Linked DNA regions of Homo sapiens: all the other regions are linked to region 4. The links are chromatin loops, found by intact Hi-C in ENCODE. Cell type or tissue: HepG2. All regions are shown on one strand.

Region 1 (5,000 bases), 490 kb after region 4:
CACTCAATGCAATTTATGGATTCAATAATATTCTTATAAAACTCCCAAAATCATTCTTCACAGAATTAGAAGAAAGTAAACTATTCTAAAATTCATATGGAACCAAAAAAGAGTGTGAATAGCCAAGGTAATTCTAAGCCAAAGAACTAAGCCAGAGGCACTATACTACCCAACTTCAAACTACATTATAAGGCTACAGTAATCAGAACAACTCGGTACAGTTACAAAAACAGACACATAGACCAATTGAGTAGAAAAGAAACTCACTATTAAAGCCACCCACCCACAAGCATCTGATTTTCAACAAAGGCAGACAAAAACAAGAAATAGGGTAAGAACTCCCTATTCTGTAAATGGTGCTGGTATGACTGATTAGCCACATGCAGAGGAATGAAATTGGACCCATATATTTCACCCTATACAAACATTAACTCAAGATGGATTAAATATTTAAATGGAAGACTTCAAACTATAATAAAAATTTAAATGGAAGACTTCAAACTATAAAAATATTTGAAGAAAACCTAGGATATAATTTCTTGTCAAGGGCCTAGGTAAAATATTTTTGGATAGGTCTCCAAAAGCAATTGCAACAAAAACAAAAATTGGCATGTGGGACATAATTAAATTAAAGAACTTCTGCACCATAAGAGAAACTATCAAGAGATTACACAGACAATGTATGCCAAGTATATACACTGCTGAATTGACAGACTTTTCAATGAATGGTGCTTGGAAAACTGTATATCTGTATGCAGAAAAATGAAACTAGACCCCTATCTCTTGCCATATATAAAAATTAAATAAAGGAGGATTAAATATTTAAATGTAATACCTCAACCATGAAAATACAATAAGAAAATGTTGAGGAAACACTCTAGGACAGTGTTCTGGGAAAATATTTCTTGAGTAAGACCTCAAAAATACAGGTAACCAAAGCAAAAACGGACAATGAAATAGCATCAACCTAAAAAGCTCCTGTACAGTGAAGTAAACAAACAACAAAGTGAAGAGACAGCCCACTGAATCTGAGAAAATATTTGCCAAGTGCCCATCTGACAAAGAATTGATAAGCAGAATCTATAAGGAGCTCAAACAACTCAGTAGGGAAAAAAAATTGTCAATTTTAAAAATGGGTAAAAGATCTGAATGGATATTTCTCAAAAGAAGAATGGCCAACAAGTATATGAAAAAATGCTCAACATCACTAATCATCAGAGGAGTGCAAATAAAATCTATAATGAGATATCTTATCCCAGTTTAAATGTCTTTTACTCAAAAAAGTAGGCAATAACAAATGGCGATGAGGATGTGGAAAAAGGGGAACCCTTGTACACTGTTGCTGAAAAAGTAAATTATTACAACCATTATGGAAAACTGTGTAGTTTCCTCAAAAAACTAAAAATATGACTACCATATGGTTCAGCAATTCTACTGTTTGGTATATATCCAAAGAAAGGAAATCAATATATTTAAGAAATATGTGCACATGCATGTTTAATGCAGGACTATTTACAATAGCCAAGAGGTGAAATCAACATCCATTTCCACCAATGGATAAACGGATAAGGAAATCCTGGTACATAATACACAATGAATTATTATTCAGCCATAAAAATTATGAAATCCTGTCATTTGCAATAACATGGAGTGTCCTCCAGTTACGTTAAATTAAATAAGCCAGGCACAGAAAGAAAAATATTGCATGTTTTCACTCTTATGTTGGAGCTAAAAACAAAAATTAACTCATGGACATACAGAGTAGAAGGATGGTCACCAGAGGCTGGAAAGGGTGGTGAGAATGGGGGGTATAAAGAGGGCGTGGTTAATGGCTACAAAAATCAAGTTAGAATAAATAAGATCCAGTGTTTGGTAGCATAATAAGGTGACTATAGTAAACAGTAAGTTATTGTATATTTTAAAAGAACTAAAAGAGTTGAACTGAAATTTTCCCAACACAAAAAAAGATAAATGCTTGAGGCGATCGGTATCCCAATTACCCTTATTTGATCATTATACACTTTACACTTGCATCCAAAACAACATGTACCCCATAAATATGTGCAACTATTATGTATCCGTAATAATTAAAACTAATCTTTTTATCTTCTAACTAGAATATGCAACAGTTCATTAAGGGAAATAATAAATGGAAAAGTGCAAGCTGTAAATTCTCTGTTTAGCTAGGATTGTAGCTTATCATTACTACACAAATCTAAAACTAATGACACTTTGAAATTTCTTTGCCAAAGATTTTTATTTTTTTGGAATAGTCGTCTTTAAGTTTCATTGTCCCACTTGAAATTACCTTCTGTGTATGTGGCATCTCTAATTAAAGATAGTGGAGTAAAGAAACATATGCATAAGTTTTTGCCCATGCTTTTCTTACTACTGTTTTGTAGTTAAAATGTAAGTGAATAAGAAATATGTAATTGGTGAAAATGGAACATAATTCCAGTTTGCATTTGCCAGGGATTCCTCAACTTCTCTGATTTTGATTTCTTCATCTATAGCATAAAGTTAGGAATAGACAACTTTTGCTAGGGTTCAACATGAAACTGTGTAAAAGCACTTTCGAAACTGTAATATTAAAATCTACATCCTTTAGGATATGCTGCCCTCATGTGGATGATGATTGATAGTGCTGAATAAGTATGATGAGTCCAAATTATTAGGAATTTAATAATTTTGTTGATGGCAAAATGATAAAGTTTCATCTAAATATATATATATATATCCAAAACAGAGATGAACACACACAATATATTTATTAGGAAATTCTGTGGTTATTCTCCAAGCACTAGTTTTTTTTTATATTTATCAAGACTTTTTCAGGTTAGAGTTAGTGCTATTTATAAATTAAAACAAAGATATAAATACATTAAAAGTTTAAGCAGATTTCATTAGCAACATATCGGCTCCATTAATAGGTTTAAAATAATTTTAAACAGTAAAATGACACAATTTTTATTCAATACTATATATTAAAACTTCTAAAACTATTTCCACTAACATCTAATTAATATCCAGGATTATCTGATATAATTTTCAAGATCATTGAATTAAAATATAACTAGGTTTCAAAATAATGCTGGAAAATATTATTGTCTGATCTAAAAATGTTCAATACCTAGTTTCCTGAGGAAGTAACAAAGGTAACACAATAAAAATAACAACAACAACAAAATGATAAACAAGACATTGTAATCCTAGCGTTATTGTGTTTTAATAAGCCGTTTGGAAATCACTCACATTTGATTTTAAATGAGAGATAATTTTACAGGCCTTAAGAATTTATTTGTTCAAAGTCATTCAATGAAAGGTCTAAATAGATTCAAATTACAGAATAACTTGATTGCAGATTTTTATATAGTTTGTATCCATGTTGTATAATCATCATAATTCTATGAGAAAATATCATTTCACAGAAAAATAAGCCTGTGGGAAAATGTGTGTGTGTGTGCCTATGTGTGTGTGTGTGTTGTGTATGTACGTTGAAGGGGGAAGCATGTACTGAATTTGATAGAACTGATTATATTTCACTTGAAAATATTTTTGAGACATCAAATTAAATAGAGTTAGAAATTCCAGGAACTCAAATTCATCAATATAGTTGAGAAATTCTACCAAAGTTTGGCAAAAATATTGTCACATGAGAACAGTTTTAAAAAGCACAAAAATATCTAGGCAAATTCTAATACATTTCTAAGTGTATTGATTCAAATGATCTTTTGCTATTCCTGCTGCCAAAAATAAATTTATTTTAGCCCTGCGGTAGTTGCATGATTATATAAAAATAGAGCACAGTTAAGTGAACACTTTCAAATGTTTCCATTTGCACCCCCAAAAAGGAAAGTATGTAAAGACTAAAACATATTGTCCATTAATTCCTGAAGCCCTTAATGTAGTAAAACCTTCATGCTTTTCAGATTGAGCTTTGAATAAAATTTCTTAAAAAGGTACTTCAAACTTTAATTGACTCTATTAAGCAACAAATGTAGAAAAGTCTTAAATGTAGCCCAATACCCTTATTGATTAAAAAATAGCAGTGAAATTTCTTAATCAGATGAAAAATATGAAACAACAGCTATTAAACAAAAAGAAAAAATAAAACAAGGAAACTACCTTGAGGAAATAATCTACTTAATAATGAATGATTAGAATAATTTTTAAAAATCAGGATCAAGACAAAGATGTTCTTTAACATCTCTCCAATTTAACGTTGAATTTGATGTTTTAATTAATGCAATATACATATTTATGTTTTTCTAAAACAAATTGCTGAATTATTCAAATCAGAAAGTCTATCAGAATTGCTATATATGAAACTAATATACAAAAGTAAATTGCAATCTTACACACAAATAACAATCAGAAATTTTAAAATCACTGAATGAGACACTACAAATAATACAATATACCTATTAATAAATGTAACATAAAAAGATTCTAGTAATTCTAAAACAAATTATCCAATGGTTAATTCTGTGTTTGTATGAACTTTATTTCTAAAATCTGTGAAATAAATAATCGGCTTGATATGGTTTGGCTGTGTCCCCACCCAAACCTCATCTTGAATTGTAGTTCCCATAATCCCCACGTCATGGGAGGGACCAGGTGGAGGTAATCGGATCATGGGGGCGGTTTTTGCCATGCTGCTTTCCTGAGAGTGAATGAGTTTCACGAGATCTGATGGTTTTATAAGCACCTGGCATTTCCCCTGCTTGCACTCATTCTCTCTCCTGCCCGCCTGAGAAGAGGTGCCTTCCGCCATGATGGTAAGTTTCTTGAGACGTCCCCAGCCATGTGGAAACTGAGTCAGTTAATACCCTTTCTTTATAAATTACTCAGCCTCGGGTATTTTTTCATAGTAGCGTGATAATGGACTAATACAGGGCTCAAAATAGCCAAAATACATTTTAAGGACAAAGTCATACTCACCTGAACAGCTAATAAGGTAAATAATAAATAATAACACTTAAGTAATAATATAGTGTGGT
Region 2 (5,000 bases), 290 kb after region 4:
AACAAGTGTCTCTCTACTTCTTTAAATCAAATATTCCACAAGGCTGAGTATTACAAGGACTGTGCTCTATTAATGACCTCCACAGTCTGTGTACTATTAACTCCTCTGCAGCATTTAATATTACTGACTCTTTTATTTTCAAGGAATTTCCTCTTCTCATGTCATCTCTAATAAGATAAAATATCTTTCTTGCTTTTCTTCCTCCTGTTTTCTTGGATAGCTTTCCTTCCTTAACCATTCCTTATTGATTGACATTTTCAGAATTTTTTTCCAGCCATTGTACATGTTTGCTTTGTGTGTGTGCATGGTGGAGGAAGATGGTGTACAATATCTTTGGAACACTATTTCCTATATTTTGGTCATTTCTCATATTATGACTCCTCATCTTCTCAAGGTAGAAACCTAAAAATTTACTTTGAGCCTCCCTTGCCACTACTACAGTAAAGTGCAAAGCAGATTGTGTTTTATTAAAGCATGTTTTCCTACTGGCTCCCCATTGCTCTAGGATGATAGTCAAACACCTAAATCACCTATGAGTCTCTGCATGATATGGGTCTTGTTTAGATTTTTAACCTCACTTCATACCACCCTGCAGCATCCATCTTTTCTCAGGGATACAATCACAGAGACCTCCCTCAGTTTTAAGAATGCATGAAGCTCTTACTCCTTCAGCTCTATGCACGTGCTGTTCGCTTCTCCTGGAATATTTCTTTGTTGTATTATTCCACTCTATTCCTGCTCTTGCCTGGCCTACACCTGCTTTATCATAAATTTCCTTCCAGTGTTTGTTACATGACCCTTTTCTGAGGTCTAATTTTCACAAGTATCAGCATTGTATTTTACCAACACTGTATTTTAATTGACTATTTACATGTTTGTCTTTCCCTACAATGAATTCTTTGAGGACAAGTAGAGACATTGTGGTATCATCAGCGACTTGTAGTACTTGAAATATACATGACCACAAATTGATTGTTTTTAATGAAATTGAAATTGAATTAGATATTCATCCCTAACCCCATAGCCTTGACATAAACTCAAAGGAACAAAAAAGAACATGCTTGTAGTTGACAATTTCTTTGTATGTTTTGATGACTAATACCTGATGAGTTTAAATGTCTAGGATCTAATTCAGTAATGATAGAAATGTGTAGACAAATAAAATTGTAATGCTTGTCTCTCAACAAAGAAAGACAAAATAATTCACATTCTAAAGTCGTGTATTTAATTGTAGAATTTATAACTGAAGGATTTGTTATGATTTTGATGATAGGTTTTCTTTCAGGAAATAACAAACTGTTTAATATTATTTCAAACCAGATACAGAATTTCTGACTGTCTAATTAAAGAAAGATGATTTACTGCAAGACCAATTTAGTTTTTCAGTTCTTTGCATTTAGTCATCTGAGTATATTATGTTGCTCTTTGATGTCACCTAATGATCAAAGTTGATACTTCCTTTATGGAAAGAAAGGGATCAAAATTAAAATAGATTTCTTGCCCACAAACCTTCTCAAATATATAGGGTGTAGAGAGCATTATTAAGTCTCCCCAGATTTTGTTTTTTTTGTGTGTGTGTATGTTTGGCAGGCAGGGGTGGGGTGATGGAGAAAGGGGAGTACTGAGGGGGAAAAGATGGTACTTTGTAGTTTTCCTTAGTCCTTTTACTAATATTACTTGGTCACTACAGCTATTCCCCAAATGAAAAATTAAAATATTTCCATTTGGAGTGGTCAGAGAACACTCAAATCTATAAAGTAAGACTTTGCACCTTTTAAAGACTTTATGTATGTCACAAAAAGGTGTTTGGAGTTAAAATAAATCCCAAAGTCTGGATTTGCTCTTAGCTTTTAACAGTTGGGTCAGCATCCTTGAAAACTTCTTAGGTTTTTACCTCCTCCTACTGGAACTAAAGGGAATATCACTGTTAACACCATCAGAAATTTAAAAACAGGAATTTTTTTTTCTTTGAGTATTTAGTAGACCTCATCTATAAAACCATCTTAATCTTATATATACTTTCTGTAAATCAGTAAATTGCTAATTAAATTTCTTTGGAGGTGCTAGCATTATTTAATTACTAATTAAATTATTAAATTTCTTAATTGTTATGACCTTACAGTATTCAATAACTATTAAAGAAATGTAATCAAAACATAGCATTTATAGTTATTTCTTTATATTTATTATTGAGTAGAGTTATATTTTATCCAGAATAGCTCCATTTCATCTATGTTTAGTGTATTGGCAAAAGAGAATTCTTCAATGTCTCTCAACCATTTCTTTGTATAAATCACTGATTCTCATTTCTGGTATTATTTACATACACCATAGTATTCCTCAATCTATTTTATCTGAATTTCCTCAATTCCAATTCTTATTTCAAAAAAAAAATCACTTTTTCTAATCCAAGAGTTCTTTTATTTTCTACTCTTGTGTTTAATGTTGAGCTTTGCATACTTTGAGTGTCTGAAACATTATTTTTTCTAAATTTTAGATACATTATCTCATTTTTTTAATAAACATTTCATTTTAGAACAGTTCAATACATACAGAAAATTAGCGAAGACAGCACAGAGAGTTTCCATATATCATCTATATCCAGCTTTTCCTGTTACTAACACCTTAGTGTAGTATATTTGTTACAATTAGTGAACCAGTATTGATATATTATTAAAGGCCTTGATCACCTTTTAGTCCCAGGAGTTCAAACGAGCAGTTGAAACACACTTCATACAATTTTTGAAAAAATTCTTTAAAAATTAGAATACTTCACTGTAGAAAATTTTACAATTTAATGTTGTATAACCTGACTTTTGCTTACTTGTTGTACTATTTATTCTGTGTACTTAAATTAGAATTTTATTCCTAGGTACTATATGGTTGGTGTATAGCCAAGGTGCTACAGGACAAAGATTCCAGGTGACCTCTTCACTTTTGTCTCACCAAAAAATCAAAGAAAATCTAAAACTGATGCTCTTCCTCTCATTATAATGTGTTATATTTGTTTAGACAACAAAGATGAGAACAAAGGATAACACCTAGCAAAGAATGAATGTCCGTAAGAAAGCAAGGGGGGATGGGATACAAGGCACATGTCACAGTCCTGGACTTTAATAAGAGAAGGAATGCTTCTTCCACTTAACAGAAAGTAACAAGATTTATGCAAGTGCAAGGAGGTTTATAGGCTTGTCAGTAGATAGGATAATAAAGATGTTACTGACTGTGGCCTCTATTTTTTTCTATTCTGTTCCCATCAAACAAAATTCTGAATCATTCTTTGATTGTAATTGTTAAAAGAAGGGTTTAGAAGTTTGGGGAGAATAATGAAAGTATACTAGCAAAAAACACCAAAATGAAATTTTATCAAAAAAACCTCAACAACGATTTATCTAAAAATTAATTTGATAAATATTTCAATACTTGCTAAATGCAAGGAACTGATAAGTATTGTGATGAACAAATATAAGCTGCACAGTCATTGCACTCTAGCAGTTGATATTGTAGTAAACTTCACACTTATGGAATTGTCTTGTTGAATGTGGAATGGCTAGAATCAAAATGCATAGAGAACGCATAATTTTCTTCCCAAAGTCAGAGTGATGCGGAATTGAGCTTAAATTTCATTTAGTATCTGTGTAACAATAGACAATTTTAAAAATATCCACTAAGTCTCAGCTTCCTCCCTGGAAAGTGGGAGTCCCCATCTGTGAATCACAGTGAATACTGATGAGTTTTGAGCAAAGCACATAGCACAGTTCCTGGTGCATAAAAAGGGTTCAGTAAGATATAAAGATGATGACAATGATAATGAAGAATATCAGGCGCTCTAAGGAAGATTTTATTTCTGGTTAAAAGCTGAATCTATTATATGTAAATTTTATAGATTACCAGACTTTCATATATTTCCTTTATTTAAACTTTCCCCATATTCATTTTTCATCTCTTAGTTCATAAAATATATAATAAAGTATTTATATTATTTTATCCTCTATATGATACTGTGAATTGGGAGATATTTAGCTGAAGGAATTTTATGAATGAATAATAAATTTGATATTCTTACTCTAAACACCTAAAAGTAAGTGCTTTTCTTCTTGAAATTCTCCTATTTGACTGCACCTTTATAACCCCTGGTGCGTGGTCCACACACAAAACCTTTGTACACCGAGCAGCATGTGTCAATATACACCATATTTTTCTGGAGTCGCCTTTAATCTCAGGTTGGAGAAAATGTCCTGCCCTCCCTCACTGCTGGTGTTTACCCTTCTTAAAGTAGGTATGGTGATTGCTTCCATAAAAAAGCTATTGCCAAATTGTTCGAGACCTAAGAAGTTAAATTTTTTTTCCATGGGAAAATTCGTATAAGAAGCAAAGTCCACCAACCTCATACCATAAAATGTTTATCATCCAGATTAACACTTGGAGAGCTAGCTAATTATAGACAAAACATATGAGAGTTTGGGAAAATCACCCATGTAAGTCCGTACTACCCATCTCTTATAAAAGTGAATTCTAATCCTACTTGTAGTTAAAAAAAATCGAAGTTCCTGCTGGTTGTAAGCAATGTAATTTAATTTAATTCAACCGTGATGAGTACATGTTATGGCAGTAGGCACTAAGGATACAAGATTTCTCTTGTGTCCCTTTCTTTCAAGATGCATACAAGCTAGTAAAGGAGATGTATGCACAGACAGGTGACAACCAATCTTACACATGGTTGTTAAAAACATCAGCAAGCAGTAGCAACAGCTATTCTTTTTCATTCATTCATAAAGTACATTCATCATATTACTTCCTTTCATCTTACATTATCATCTCTGTTATTTCTCACAACTAAACAGTAGGAAACAATCTTTTTATTTTATTTATTTTTAGAAAGGGTCTCACTTTGTCATCTAGGCTGGAATACAGTGGCATGATCATGGCTCACTGCAGTCTCAACTTCCTGGGCTCAAGCGATCCTCCTGCCTCAGCCTCCTGAATAGCTCAGACTACAA
Region 3 (5,000 bases), 55 kb before region 4:
TTTTAGTTTAAGAACCTGGATTTCAAGTGATACTACATCTGGCATTGACTGTGGTTGGTCTTCTTCCTTCCAGAATTACAATTATTGATTTTTAAAAATTAAATAATTGGCCATCTCACACATACCCAAGAGCACCTCCTTATAAAAGTCAAACCCATATATGAAACATTTTAATCAGTATATAGTGGGGAATCATTTGCGTTTGGGCTGCAGCACATTTTCTCCCGTATGCATTGACTACATACTTAGTGATTTATTATCCTCTTATGAATAAACTTTTTTTAAGATTTTAAATTTCAATAATATAGGTGAACCATTTTGAAAAAAAAATTATTAAATTATTGAATTGGAGATAATTGTTCTGTTTTAAGGAAAGTCATTTTGACTTAGAGCATAAATCACAAACCCACTGACATTGAGAATATTTTGGCAAAAAATAGCTAAACAAAATTTTGCTTAGATAATTCAGGAAAGCATATTTTCTTTTACTTGCTTTTCTAAAGAAATAATGTTAACTGTGACTTATTTTGGCTGTGAAGACCTGACCAGATTGAGGAACTTACAGGAATTAATGTAGGACTGCCAGAACACAAACAAGAAATAATATCAGCATTGTAGTTATGTCTATATTCCTGTCTGTTTCTTAGAAGTATTGCATGTCTTAGAAAGTTAGGAACAATATTCTAAACCCTAGAATACTTATTTGGATTACACAGAGTAAAATAGTAATATGAAATTTTCTGTTTCTCAGAATAGTTGGTTTTTGTGGTTCAAAAAGAGATGACAGAATTTAAAATGGCTAAACCAAGTTGGTAAAGTAATAACACCAGCCATTCTATCTGAACTATTTAGTCACAGTGTTTTCCTTTGATTATCAGGGTCCGTGGTTGAAAGATCATGATCCGGTCATTCCTCAAATTTTGAAGGTGTTCTATTTCACATAGTAATTTCTCAGCCATTTATTTAGAGTAATAAGAGTGATAATGATTTTCAGTTGAGTATTGAATTATTTAATTTACAAGTAGCAGAGACTCAGAACACTTCTGAAGACATTGTTTTCACAGGAAAATATATTTTAAGAACATCTGAGAGTGCTAGTAATCTTTTCTCCCACCAAGATAAAAACATGTTTACCATGGTGTCACCCATTCACTTCAAATACTAATGTAGCTTTTGTGGGGCTTTGCAAAACTGTACATTATTATTTGAGCACATACAATATTTCAGGTCCTGGACATTATTCTTTGAGCACATACCTTATTTCAGATACTGTTTCAGGTAGTAGGGATAAATTAGTAACCAAAGCAGGTAAACATCTCTGTTCTTGTGGACCTCATAGTCTAAAATTTACTTGAGTACTGGTAACATTGGATATTTCCCATATCTACTGATCTAAGGCAACCTTAGTGAAAGTGTTTTGAGTGACTGGAGTAGATGAATTAGATGGATTCTATAATGGAGCTATGCAATGCTCTTGCGTTTTCGAAAGAAAAGCAAAAGGAGGATCAGAACTCGCATGCTCTGAAATCTCCAAGGAAGCTGCGATGGTGCTGAACAAGGCCTCCAAACTGAGAGTGTTTATAACCTGGAACGAATCCACCAGTCTTTATCTACTTATGCATCCATCAACAGGGGCATGGCCTGATTCTGGAATGTCCCTGGATTGTGGGAAGAGAACCAGCAGGGCTTTTCAGTCCAGCTGCAACTTCCCTTTGTTTAGGTCCTGATAATCAGTGTATATTCATACCACCATTCACACACTGGGACTGGGTAAGAGGCTATTGTGGGTACATAAGTTCACATTTTAAGCATTGTAAACAAAAACATTTTGCAATAAGTGACATAATGATTATTGACTCATATACACTCTTTTTTTAGTAACAACTTCTTGTTATTCTGTTAATGTTTCTTACTTTTGAAATGTACTTCATGTCTGTTTTATCTTCCCTTGATGGTATTTACATCCATGTAGTTTTATTTTTTCTGTCTCATTTTATTTCTCAGCCACTTCATTAGTACCAGGCTGACCTCAACACTCTATTTTGTTCTTGAAGTACAATAATGTTTGTAACAGTAGTTGCAAAGTAAATGATGAACACAGCTTTCCATAGGATTAGTAAGGCATTAGAAAATTGGTATTTTCTAAAAGCATACAAAAAAGAAATGTGTATGCTTCAAAAGTCTTTGCTATATGTAAAAACCATGGAAAAAATAGCATAAAATGCTCTTTAAAATGGTCAACAAACTAGAGCAAAGTGGAATATCAAAATTTTACTCTCCTGTAGCCACTTCTGTTAAACAAACAATACACATACAAACTGTTTGTATTAGAAACAAAGTACTTTTGGGAGTATAGTAGACAGCCACAATCTCTGTTTGTAGAGATTATCTAAGGAGATAGTGCTTTCTCCTGAACACTTACAGAAAGACTATTTTCAGATTGTGAGGAGACATTTGATGTCATCTGGAGCCTAGAGTGAGTGTCATTGTGACTTTAGCATTAGCACACACATTAATTTATTCCTCAGTAAGTTTTAGGGTCCAAAGATTTCTGAAGCCATTAAAATATACAGATTTAAACATACAAGGGATAATCAATTTATGTAAAGTGTTATTTCTCCAACACGAACCCAAGACCCCCTATAATCCTGTCCTATGTTTACTTCATTCTTGTCATTCTTGTTACCATTCAAAATAAACAGCCAGATCAACGATGATCTCTGTGTAGCCAAATCCAGTGGTAGCTGTTAGATATTCTTCCCACTCAATGTTGTAGCAGCTCTTGGCTTGGTGATTCATTTTTCTGGCTGGTAAAACTTTTTGACTTTTCCTTCTTTTTTTTTCCCCCTCGAGTCACTTAAAGCTGCTCTTAATTTCCATTTTGGTTCCTCTTATTTTCCTCAAACTCTAAATTTAGGAGAACTTTTAAAAATTCTTCCAGCATCCACCACCACTCTATCTTTTCTCCCTCTATCTTTAATATCTTTCTAGTTAATGTACTCAATTCCTGTAACCTTAAGTATCATCAGTAGGCTATTGCCTTCACTGAACTGTAGATTCAAGTATCCAATAGCTGTTTTAAAATCTCTATTTGCACGTAAAATAGACATCTCCAAATTATCATGAACAAAACAGAATCTTCTATTTCCAAACATACCCTGTTTCACGACTAGTTCTCCACTAGTCTCTTTTCTCCTTTAGGAAACAGTACCATGATACTACTAGTGGCTCAGGGGCCATCTGGTGACTCCTATAGGTCATCTTTTCTCTCCTCCCTGCAACAACCTGTTAGAAGAATTATTAATTCTATCTTAACAATATACCCCAAATCTGACACCACTTTCTAATCTGACCTTTGTTGCTTTAGTCCCAGCCACTGGCATGTTACACTTGAACCATCCTAATATTTCTGTTTTTGGTCTCTTTACTTTCACTCTTATCGCCCTATACTCATTTCTTACACAGTTATAAAAATGTTATTTTTAACATATATCTGATATGATTATTCTTCTGATTAAATTCTCAATGGATTCCTATGCACTTACAATACATTCAAACTTTTTGCTAGGGACTGTTTCTAAATAATTTGGTCTCTCTTTATCCATCTTACCTTAACTTCTACCACTTTTTCTCTCACTGTGTGCTGGTTTCAATGACATTTCTGTTCCTAGAATGTGCCAAACTCTCTCCTAAATCAGGAACTTCCATTTATATTCATGGTCTCTGGAATGTTCTTACCTCAATTCTCAGTAATGTTGCCTGTATTATTTGGGATTCAGCTCAAATGTCTTCATTTCAGAGAGGCTTTCCTTGGCAGTTTGTCTAAATACTTCTTCAAACACTTTATTATTTTACCTTTTATTTTCCTCATAACATATTACAATATAAAATGTTTTTTAACTTATATATGTTCATTTACTATTTCCTGTCCTTTTCCATTAGAAAATAATAGTCCCAGTCTCTAAACCTGTGCTTGGCACATATTAGACAAATACTTTTTGAGCAAATGATTAATTATCTGTACTACTTGTTCAAGTTGCAAATTCCTGCCTAATCCCACAACACGGAGTCAAAATTTTCAGAGCAGGAATGTTCCTAGAAATCTGAAGAACAAATAAGAAACTAAATAATTTTTTATGCAGATCAATGTTTTGGAATTACTACTTTCCTCTGCATGAGGCCAGAACCTAGTCAAGAAGAACTTCTAAAGTGGGCAGTCATATTATCTGTTTTCCCCTTGAATTCTAACTTACTTCATAGAAGAGTTAGAACATGTGGATGAGGGTTGGATTTTTCTGGGCTCTGTTCTCCTGTGAGTGTATTAGAACTGGTCTTCTCCTGACTGTTGGGGAGACTGGTCTCTAGCTGGGCTCTCATTTAGAGTGACGGCAATTAGAATTCAGTGTGTCTCTGTGCTCTTATTTCATTCCCGTGCTAAAGTCTTGGATACTTGAGGGGAAGTAGAAGCTTCCTTAAGCGATTGTGGGGAGCATCCAATAGGTGGTCCATGCCTTGCTGTTCACCTTGCTGTATTGCTGTTAGTGTCCTTCAGCTACCTTGGTTTGATGCCCATGGCTTTGGCCAGAGTTTCAACTCTGCCCGGGTATTATTGAATTGACATAGAAGTCTAAATAAATACTGTCTCCTAGATATATTAGCTACTTTCATAAGGAAATAACTCATCAGGTTATATTTGCTCTGTATCTGCATGAAAAATTGGTAGAAATGTTATTTAGTGAACAAGAATATTATTAAGATGTTTATCTTTTGCTTCTCAGGTTAGAGGTTGTTCCTAAGATTAATAGAACTTTATATATTTATTAGAAATATGTTTTAAAGTATTTCACTCCCATCTTTTGCTCTTTTGTCTTTGTCCAATGAAAATAAACATCGTTAAAAATATCCGTTTTCAATAAAAAAAACAAAAAGAAAATAAAAGCAACAAGCAAAAATACCAATTTGAGTGTAGAGCTTATCTAGTAAATATCTATTCAGCATCT
Region 4 (5,000 bases):
TAACTTTGGGCAAGTTTATTATTTTCTCTGAACCTGTTCCCTTCCTTGTAAAATGATGCAAACGTGTACTTATCTTCAGGGTATCCACAGAATACCTGTGGCTCATTTTATGTGCCATTAAATGAGAAAATGTATTTGCTCAGCGTGGTAATATTTCTGAATAAAACATTCTAGGGGAAATTTGACACATCTTGATCCTTTAGGGAGAAGTCTCTAAGAGATAGAAGAAGTCTGAAAAAGCCTCCAAAGCAGATTCACATATATGTGACTTTCCATTTTAAATAAAAATCACCAGCTTACATTACAAAAAGTTAACTTTATCAGTAAAGGGTAATGCACAATCCCAAGGTACCTATGTGCCTATCCATCTGTTGTCTCACTTTTTTATTCAAAACTCCCTTGGTTTACTGTAGATATTAATTTTGCTAAACCTTGTTATCTCCTATTAGAATGCTGATGACTTCATTTCTTCAACCAGACATTATTTATTGAGCACTAGCAATAACCCAGAGATATTGCATTCAGGGCACGTACAGTATAATAAATGAGAATTACATATGAACAAATGAGTGTGGCACTCTTTGATGAAGATAAAAAATAGGTAAGGGCATGTTGTGTTTGGATTGGGGATGGAGTGATCTGATAAAAGTACAGAGCAGAAAATCCCCGAGTTGAGCCCTGAAGGAAAACTAGGATTTCACCAGGAAGACATGGAGGCAAATGCATGAGGCATGACATAGTTTGATATTTTGTGGGAAAATAACAAATTCAAGATAATTGGTACATAGGATACCTGTGGGAAATGAGGTATGGCCTGCAGTTAGAGGTCACATCACAGTGAGTTTTCTAAGACAAATAAATGTGTCTGGATTTTATCCTGTCAGCAGCTGACATCAATTAAGCAAGGGAATCTTTGCTGTTACTCATTAGTAATGCCTAACAAATATTTCCATTCCTCCTTCTGGGGACATGTAATGTACCAGTTTCCAGCCCTTGAATTTAGTAACTTACTTTGACAAATTAAGTATGAACAAGAAATAGCACATGTCACTTCTGGCTGGAAATTTTAAGATTATTCAGCACTGTCTCTGTTTGCTGTGGCCACTAGCTGTGGCCACTAGCAATGTTCCAGGTGGTAGCTTTTCCATCAACTTGAGTTTCTACAATTGGGATCCCTGAGAAGGAACAGTGTAAAGCAGAACTTTGAACTGAGCCAGGGAAAATATAGTGCAAGGGAGAAATAAATCTCATAGTTTCAAGCCACTGATATTTTGGGGTTGTTTGTCACTGAAGCATGGTTTAGCTTGTCTTTATTATTACACTGTCAGAATGGTATTTTTGCAAAATCACTCTGGCAGCAGTGCCATGGACAGACTTAAGGCAAATGTGAAGGCAGGGTACCAATGCAATGGGCCACTGAGTTGGTGCTGTGGCAGGAGCACAGGGCCCAACCATGTTCCCATCCTGACTTTGCCATTTACTAACGGTAAGATCTAGAAGTCAATTGACATCTTTGAGGAAATTATTGATTTCATAGAAGAGGGATTTATTGATTGGCTTTTCCAATTCTGACATTCAATTATACAGATTAGAAACTAGAATTTATGGACAACTAGAATAAATATATTCTGACTATATAGAATTTAAAAAAATGGAATCAGAGATCTCAGTAAGTTTACTGATTTTTACTTTCACCTTTTCCGTTGCCACAACCCTTCCTTCTACTCCACCCAAATTATTTTTCTCCCTTAATCCTACTAAAGCTTTTTCCTAGGATTTTTCATTCCATCTTACTTTCCAGTGGGAAGCAGTATATTATGTTGGCATCAGATTATTCTATCTCTGTAATATATTACCTGTAGTACTTCAAGAGAGCTACCTAACCTTTCCATGTCCTAATGTTCTGATCTGTAAAATTAGACTAACATGTGCCTTGTGAGACCATTGTGAGAATTAAAACACATTATAAGAAGTACTTTGTATACTGTCTGGCATATAGTGGGTACTCATTAAATAGTAGCTATATCTATCATTATTTTTAATATTGCTAATATGCCCACTTCATTCATCTCAACCTCTCAACTCTCAGTGCTTCGTAATGCAAGGGGCTTAATTTCTGGAACTATCAATCAGCGACCAGTCCCAGTCATTCTTTGAACTTCAGGTTTTATAACTCTGATTAGGTAATAATCTCAATAACCTGAGACGTAAGGTTGTTGATATCTCAGCACTTACATGAGCCATGCTAATTTAATGGTAGTTGCAGTACTGTCAAAACTTTATGATTTTTAATTACAATTTCACTCTTGTAACAGCTACTTGAGGGTTTCTATTAATGAATATAGGCTATATATATTTTGTCACTAATTTTACTTTAGGATGAAAAATCCTCTGTTCCATGAACAACGTATAGAGCCAGTCAAGTTTACAAATTGTGTGGCTTCATTTGTATATAGGTACTTGATGGGGTGATGGTAGAATAAATATTACATGGTTTTGGTAAGAATGAACTACAGATAATAGGACAAGAAAGTCCCTAAATGAAAGGATACCCGTGTGTGTGTGTGTGTGTGTGTGCTTGTGTGTGTGCCTGTCTCTCTATGGGTGTGTGTGAATGAGAGAGAGAGAGCAAGAAAGGGGTTATATATGGTTGGTGATGTGCTACTGTTGCAGAATTAAGTTTTTCATTTTACCTGCCTGTTTTTGGACAATGAAGTCTTTCACATAGAAACATTAACATTTAAAGAAAAAACAATGAAATATGAAATCAGAAACTTGAAAAAATCTTACAAGTTACAGTTGAATCTGATTACTTCTGAATATTTTCCCTAAATGTTTGCGGCTAATTAAAGGAACTAAAGTTTTATCTTAAGTGCCTGTCATAACTGATGGTATGTAGCTACTTAGAATGTTGTGGTGTGTTGGATTTTCAAGGCTAAACCATGTTAATGGCTGAAATGGGCACAAGGGGGGCCCCATGACTTGGTAAAACTTTCAACAACTTCAATGCAATCCAGCTCTGCTTGTGCATTACCACATGAGGGCGCTCTTTCCATCAGCTATACATATATTCAGTGTTTTTTTCCCCTTCAGTGTTATTCTTTTTTTCTAATTAAAAAAAAAACAAAACCGCGTATTTATCATGCAGCATCCTAAATTTTACAGAAGTCCTAGATTCATACCATAGAAAATACATCTCCAAATACTGTAGATAACACAAACTTAATCTTAGCTAATTGGATTTGGTGAAAAAATCTGAAAGGCTTCAGATCCTATTGCTAAGGGAGAAATTATGCTGGGTAGATTTGTACTTATGGTGTCTATTGGGATTCACAAATGTGTATGTATCTCAAATAGTTTCTCTGTAAGTAAAGTTTGGAAGTGTAAAAATGAGAGAATATTCAAACTACTTCTTCCGGAAGAGCTCTGTTATCTGTTGAAATTCAATTATTAAATCTAATATGTGATGGATGGGTGCTATTTGTCTGACTGTTACTGTTTATTAAGTAATGCCTATACATTATGAAATATAAGTGGAATCCATAGTGGGAATCAATTAAAATCTAGGCATTTTTTTAATGTACAGGTTTTTTAATGTTAAATACCAATAGAAATTTAGTGCCAACTCAGAAACTTACAAAATGATTCCCCAAACCCTCATGACAACATTAGGAGGTGTATCCAGCTTCCGTGCGAATTCCACTAAGAAGGGCATAGACTAACAGGTCATTTATGACCACAAAGGACAAGTTCACTCAAGGTATGTACCAGGGATTAATGTTTAGTACAAGGAAAATAAGTATGATGACAGAAATCAATACAGACATTCACAAACAAGAACAGAGACACTTTGTTTGCCAACCAGAGAAAAGTCACAGGAAACAAAGACAGGAGGAAAAGTCAGAATTAAATTCATCTCAAGGTACCTCAGGGACAATGCTATTATTGGTGCACTAGGGCTTAAAAGGACAGACCAGAGGCCAGCCAAATGTGTACATCCCCAAAGGCATGATTGAACTGTATTTTTGCCAATTGTTTACGTAGTTTGGTAATTTCAAAGGCCAAATTTTTTTTCATCCATGTGTTCTGCTTATCACTTGCTCAGTGATGCCAAGATTTTCCCCAGAAAAGAGTGATTTCATTTTCATGAGAGCTTTTGATCTCTGTTCAAACACAGTCGTTTTATGTTAGGGCTTTGAGCTCTGATAATGTGCTGCCTTTTCTTGAAAAGAAATGCTTAAACATTTACTTAAATGAATAAGTGCCAAAGACTTAAAATTTCAAAAGGTTGAAGATGAAAGTGCAGGCTGCCCTAGAAAGAGTGCTTTGTAAAAGGTCATTCATATTGTTAAGGTACCTTTGAGGGACCAGGTATAGATAGGAATAGAATAGGAAGACAGTGAGAAGATTTTGTGGTAGATGGGAACAGGTTTATAAACCCGAGACCACTACAGACAGCTTTTAACCATTTTATAATTATTCCCGGAGCTGGTATCACTGAAATTTGTCTTTTGTGTATTGTCATTTTCCTGACCTGTTGAGTTGTTGGAGTTAAAGAACAACTCTCCTGAAATAAGGGAACTTTTATTCTAAGTAAATGCCAGGTATTTAGATTACTGTGTCTAGATGTGTAGTTTGAAGTGTGTGGAGGATTTATAGAAAATCTCAGGGAGATAATTAAGACAATTAAATGTCTGGGAAACAGATGCATGCATATAGGCTAAGGAACTGAGATCTTTTGGCCCATAAAATAGGACTTCCAAGTGCTACATGTATTTAAAATTTATACTGCAGAAAGTTACAGTAGCAACTTGCTCTCTTCCCCACATCACCCTCCTTCCAGTGCTGGAGGATGAAAGCTGCTGTTGAGATCTTTCTGGAGCCATCACTGGAGGGTTTGCTCTTTCTTCAGGAGGAACTGATAGAAATAGAGCTGACAAAGAGGCTGCAGGGATTGAAATTCGACAATATAATAAGTATTTTTTATAAATTTTTATATG
Region 5 (5,000 bases), 300 kb after region 4:
GTATAGAAATGCCTGGATGTCCAGGGAGAAGTTTGCTGCAAGTGTGGAGCCCTCATGGGGAACCTCTGCTAGGGCAATGCAGAAGGGAAATGTGGGGTTGGAGCTGCCACAAAGAGTCCCCACAAGGACATTGCCTAGTGAAGTTGTGAGAAGACGGCTATGATCCTCCAGAACCCAGAATGGTAGATCCACTGACAGCTTGCACTGTGCACATAGAAAAGCTGCAGGCACTCAATGTGAGCCCATGAAACAGCCACAGGGTCTGTACTCTGCATAGCCACAAACTGCACACGGCCATGGGAGCCCACCTCTTGCAACAGCGTGCCATGAATGTGAGACATGGAGTCAAAGGAGATCATTTTGGAACTCACCAAATAACTAACCAGCCAGAATTGGACTTGTATTGGACCTGTAGTCCCTTTGTTTTGGCCAATTTCTCCAATTTGAAATAGGAACATTTACCCAATGCCTGTATCTCCATTGTATCTTGGAAGGAACTAACTTGCTTTTGACTTTACAGGCTCCTAGGTGGAAGGGACTTGCCTTGTCTCAGATGAGACTTGGACTTTTGGGTTAATGCTGGAATGAGTTAAGAATTTGAATTTTTAAGTTAATGCTGGAATGAGTTGATACATTTCAAAACCAATCATGTCTTCCCAAAAGGGGAGTCTTAATTTTTGGGAAGTTAAGCTTTCCCAAAAGGGGACTCTTTATTTCCCTTTTGGGAAGGCATGATTGGCTTTGAAATGTGAAAGGGATGTAAGATTTGTGAGGGGCCAAGAGCGGAATAATATGGTTAGGCTTTATGTACCCCCAAATCTCATCTTGAATTATAATCCCCTTAATCCCTACATGTCAAGAGAGAGACCAGGTGGAGGTAATTGGATCATGGGGGCAGTTTTCCCATGCTGTTCTCAGGATAGTGAGTGAGTTCTTACAAGACATGATGGTTTTATAAGTGTTTGATAGTTCCTCCTGCATTCGTTCTTCTTCCTGCCACCTTGTGAAGAAGTTGTCATTTCCCCTTGAACTTCCTTGATTGTAAGTTTTCTGAGGCCTCCCTAGCCATGCAGAACTGTGAGTCAATTAAACCTCTTTCCTTTATGAATTACCCAGTCTTGGGCAGTTCTTTATGGCAGTGTGAAAACAGACTAATGCAGATAACTTTACCTGATTTTTTCCCTAAATAGAATGTTGTTTCTTCCTTTCTTCTTTCTTCTTTTGAGAAATCTGAGTTGTCATCTAAAACTCAGCTCAAATATTTCCTTTTTCATGGACCCTTTCCTCACTCTTCAGGCTTAGCCATTATTCTGCTCTAAGGACCAGGGAGGCTGGAAGGAAGAGGAATGAGCACAGTACTAAGGGAACTAAGCCATCTGTAGAGCTTACCCTCCCTGCAGGAGTGTTCACAAATAAAAGTACAAATTCCAGTGTGGAGTGTGACAACCTGGAGGGTGATTGTAGGTGTTATTCATGTCTATTGGGGAAAAAAGGTTTCAGGTAGAAAGCCTCTTATAATGGGGATATTTGTAAATAAGTGGGTAGGAGTGGGAAGGCACTGTGTTAGGGTTCCAGATTTCTTTGGTTTTTGAAATAGGATTTTCTCCAGTAATTAGAATGACCAGGAAAAACATCTGATCCTAAAGGAGATGCAGTTGGAGCACACATGAGGTTCTCCTCCAATTAGTACGAAATAGCACAAAATCCCAGTCAAGGATAGGGGCGAGGAGTTGCTTCATGTGGATTAGCACGCTTTTAAAGTTAATCGAAAAGACTAGAGCATAGTGAATTAAGTGATATTTTGAGGAAATGGTCTTAAAATGAGAAAACTGATTAAAAACACTATTCTCTTCTACCAAGCTCTGTCAACTTTACGTCAAGCACTAGAGGAAATAACACCATTGTAAATTAAGGCCTTCTATCTGAAATTGATCAAGAATAGGGAATGTGAATACATTTATTTTTCCTTTTTGTACTTTCTTTGTACTGTGCTGTTATATTCAGTATGACACATTATGGCAGTGTTATTATTATGTGACCTCCTTCAAAATAAAGGTCTACCTTTTACTGAACTGTGTTTTCACTGGCTAGCATAATGTCTGGCATTTAGCTAATGCTAATAAAATGTTTCTTGAATTAATTTTTAAATAGTCTTATATATTTAATTGAAACAACTATTTGAATTGAACAAAAAAAAAGATACTACTCAGACTAATTCACTCTCACAGAACTTGATAAAACACCAGCAAATTAATAGCTTTGACTGTCTCTAAACTTTTGGATCATTTTTGATTTTTCCTTTGCTCCAAGCCAGAAATCCAAAAATGAAATAACATTGCCTAGTCAATCTGCCTGCAGATATTGAAATGTGCCACTAGAGAGCAGCAGGATACTGTGCTGCCAGCATAGTCTGAAGCCTCAGTCTGTTCTGGGGTTGATCAGATGACACAGTCTTCAACAGAAAATTATTCTACTGCTTTATATAGATGAACAATTATTTATAGAATTAAAATATATAATTTTTGCCTAAGGAGTCCATTTTTACATAATTTGTAATTGGTAAGTGGTTTATTTTTATTTTTTTACTGACATAGCATCAGTTTTGTTCAGCTGTTTGAAAAAAAATACATAGACCATGAAAGGAAAAAATAATAATTAAGTGATTAAGAAGTGGAAGGGTTCTTTTTATTTCACATATTACAGTAATATTTTTAGCTTCTATGTTCTTTTTTATTTTTCTACAATGACAACATATGTATTTTGTAATTAAAATGTAAATATCAGGGAAATAATTAAGACATTTTGGTGTCACTTTGCTTGCACTGGTTGAGACTGGCCAAATCTGATAGCAAAGAAATGAAGAGAAGAAGGGCAGAAAGAGAACTCACTAGTGAACAATGTCACCTGAGCTCCTAAAGTTGCAAAGCTCACATTGAAATGGAACTGCTAGTGCAAGAGCTTTCAATCAATCACAGAACCACCTGACAGAACAAATGCTGGACAAAAACCAACCATTTGTAAAAGCAATATGACAACAACAATAATGACAAAAGATAAAATACCCTTCCCCATATAGGTAGGATCATATAAGACTTCTCTGAAAAAAAAAAATTGAAGCCTACAGAAGGATGAAAACTAAGCCTTGAACAATTGAGAGGTATGACGATTGTATATAGGAAGATATAAACTCATACAGATGACAAGTCTTCCTAAATTAATTAATAAAACAAAAGCAATAAAAGCAAAAGATTTGTTTTATATTTTAATTAGACATGCTGATTCCATGTTCATACAGAAAAATCAACAAGAATGGCCACACTTAAGCTCTTTCAAGGAGGCCCCTAATTCAGGTCTCACAGTCTCACATGGTTGCAGGCACACCTTGTCTTCTTACCCCTTCAGGCCAGGAGTGGTGATGGCTTCCTACCAAAGCCAGTCCCTGGGGTTCTTAGCACTTCTCACCACTTTCTTTATCTTGTCTGTACTTTCATGAATAGTTCCTTCATTAAACTATCTTCAACCAGATCCTGTTGAGTGAAATTATATTCCTGCTTGGCCACAGTAAGGTTTTTTGTTTATTTATTTGTTTTGTTTTTGTGAACTTGGAGTAGGGAAGGCTTTTCTATTCAGAGCTCAAAATCAGACACCACATAAGAACCTTAGATAAGATTGACTACATAAGATCAAAACATTTCACAATGTCTGAACTAACGTACACCCCACCAACAGTGTATAAGCATTCCTTTTTCCCTGCAACCTTACCAGCACCTGTTATTTTTTGACTTTTTAATAATAGCCATTCTGACTGGTGTGAGATGGTATTGCATTGTAGTTTTGATTTGCATTTCTCTAGTGATCAGTGATATTGAGCTTTTTAGACAGTGTAGCAATTCCTCAAAGACCTAAAGACACAGATACTATTTGTCCCTGAAATCCCATTACTGGGTATATACCTAAAAGAATATATATTGTAATATTATAAAGACACATGCACTTATATGTTCATTGCAGCAACAGCAAAGACATGGAATCAACCCAAGTGCCCATCAGTGATAGATTGGATAAAGAAAATATGGTACATACACACCATGGAATATTATGCAGCCATTAAAAAAGAATGAGATCATGTCCTTTGCAGGGACATAGATGGAGCTGGAGGCAATTATTCTTAGCAAACTAATGCAGGAACAGAAAATCAAATACCACATGTTCCCATTTATAAGTGGGAGCTAATGATGAGAACACATGGACACATAGAGGGGAACAACACACACTGGGGCCTATTGGAGGGCAGAGGGTAAGAAGAGGGAGAGGATCAGGAAAAATAACTAATGGATACTAGGCTTAATACCTAGGTGATGAAATAATCTGTACAACAAAACCCCATGACACACATTTAGCTATGTAACAAACCTGCACATCCTCACATGTACCCCTGAACTTAAAATAAAAGTTAAAAAAACAAAAAATAAAAAAAATCTGACAGGCAAAAAATGAAATTAAATCAAAACTCTTTGCATTGTAAAAAATCAATTCAAAAGTAAAAAGATATGTGATAAATGAGACTAAATATCTGTAACTCTTAATATGGAGTAAGGAGTAATGCTTCTAGTACATAACATAGCTCCAAAAAATCAATCAGGAAAAGACAACAACTAAAGAGAAATCTGAAAAAGAATGTAAAAAAAATGTAGAGAAAAAGAAAGGCAGATGGCTTTTAAACACATGAATACCTGTTCAACCTCACTCACAGTAAAATAAATGTTAGTTAAAACTATGCTAGGTAACATTTTTCTAACAAATTGTCAAAAAAATTAAACAATAATAACACTTTATTACAACTCCTATAAAAGACAATTCATGAATATCTAGAAAAATTACAACTAATAAATATTTTGAGCGAACAATTCTAATTATGGGAAATTGCCTTACAGATACACTTGCAAACATGCAGAATAATACATTTATAAGATTATTAGTATCAGCATTGCTTATGTTAA

Evidence for each region. A loop is a pair of places that touch in the nucleus more often than their neighbours do. Peaks named below come from ENCODE experiments on the same cell type or tissue, not always from the same donor. Only the 100,000 strongest peaks of a DNase experiment are listed, where the experiment ranks them.
Region 1: it touches region 4 in a loop (18-fold over the local background); 20 of 110 quality-filtered maps call a loop at or near these places.
Region 2: it touches region 4 in a loop (4-fold over the local background); 18 of 110 quality-filtered maps call a loop at or near these places.
Region 3: a loop joins it to region 4, with 3 times the contacts of the local background. A loop is called at or near these places in 2 of 110 quality-filtered maps.
Region 5: it touches region 4 in a loop (4-fold over the local background); 18 of 110 quality-filtered maps call a loop at or near these places.

Annotation. Positions count from the first base shown.
Region 1 is chr4:69,687,332-69,692,331 of GRCh38, reverse strand. No RefSeq gene overlaps it. Among named protein-coding and RNA genes, the nearest start is that of UGT2A1, 37 kb to the right of the region's middle. In HepG2, a CTCF peak has its summit at 2,604 (motif pointing left); a DNase peak (open chromatin) is centred at 2,591.
Region 2 is chr4:69,893,618-69,898,617 of GRCh38, reverse strand. No RefSeq gene overlaps it. Among named protein-coding and RNA genes, the nearest start is that of CSN1S1, 35 kb to the left of the region's middle. In HepG2, a CTCF peak has its summit at 1,888 (motif pointing left); no DNase peak of the experiment used is centred here.
Region 3 is chr4:70,237,066-70,242,065 of GRCh38, reverse strand. It overlaps a transcript of CSN3 not described here. Among named protein-coding and RNA genes, the nearest start is that of CSN3, 3.0 kb to the left of the region's middle. In HepG2, no CTCF peak of the experiment used is centred here; a DNase peak (open chromatin) is centred at 2,375.
Region 4 is chr4:70,181,871-70,186,870 of GRCh38, reverse strand. LOC105377270 (a long non-coding RNA gene) reads left to right here and starts at 1,417. Exons shown (of 3, transcript XR_938859.2): 1 at 1,417-1,486. In HepG2, a CTCF peak has its summit at 3,031 (motif pointing right); DNase peaks (open chromatin) are centred at 3,020 and 3,970; H3K4me3 peaks cover 449 bases.
Region 5 is chr4:69,878,744-69,883,743 of GRCh38, reverse strand. No RefSeq gene overlaps it. Among named protein-coding and RNA genes, the nearest start is that of SULT1E1, 21 kb to the right of the region's middle. In HepG2, a CTCF peak has its summit at 2,384 (motif pointing right); a DNase peak (open chromatin) is centred at 2,403.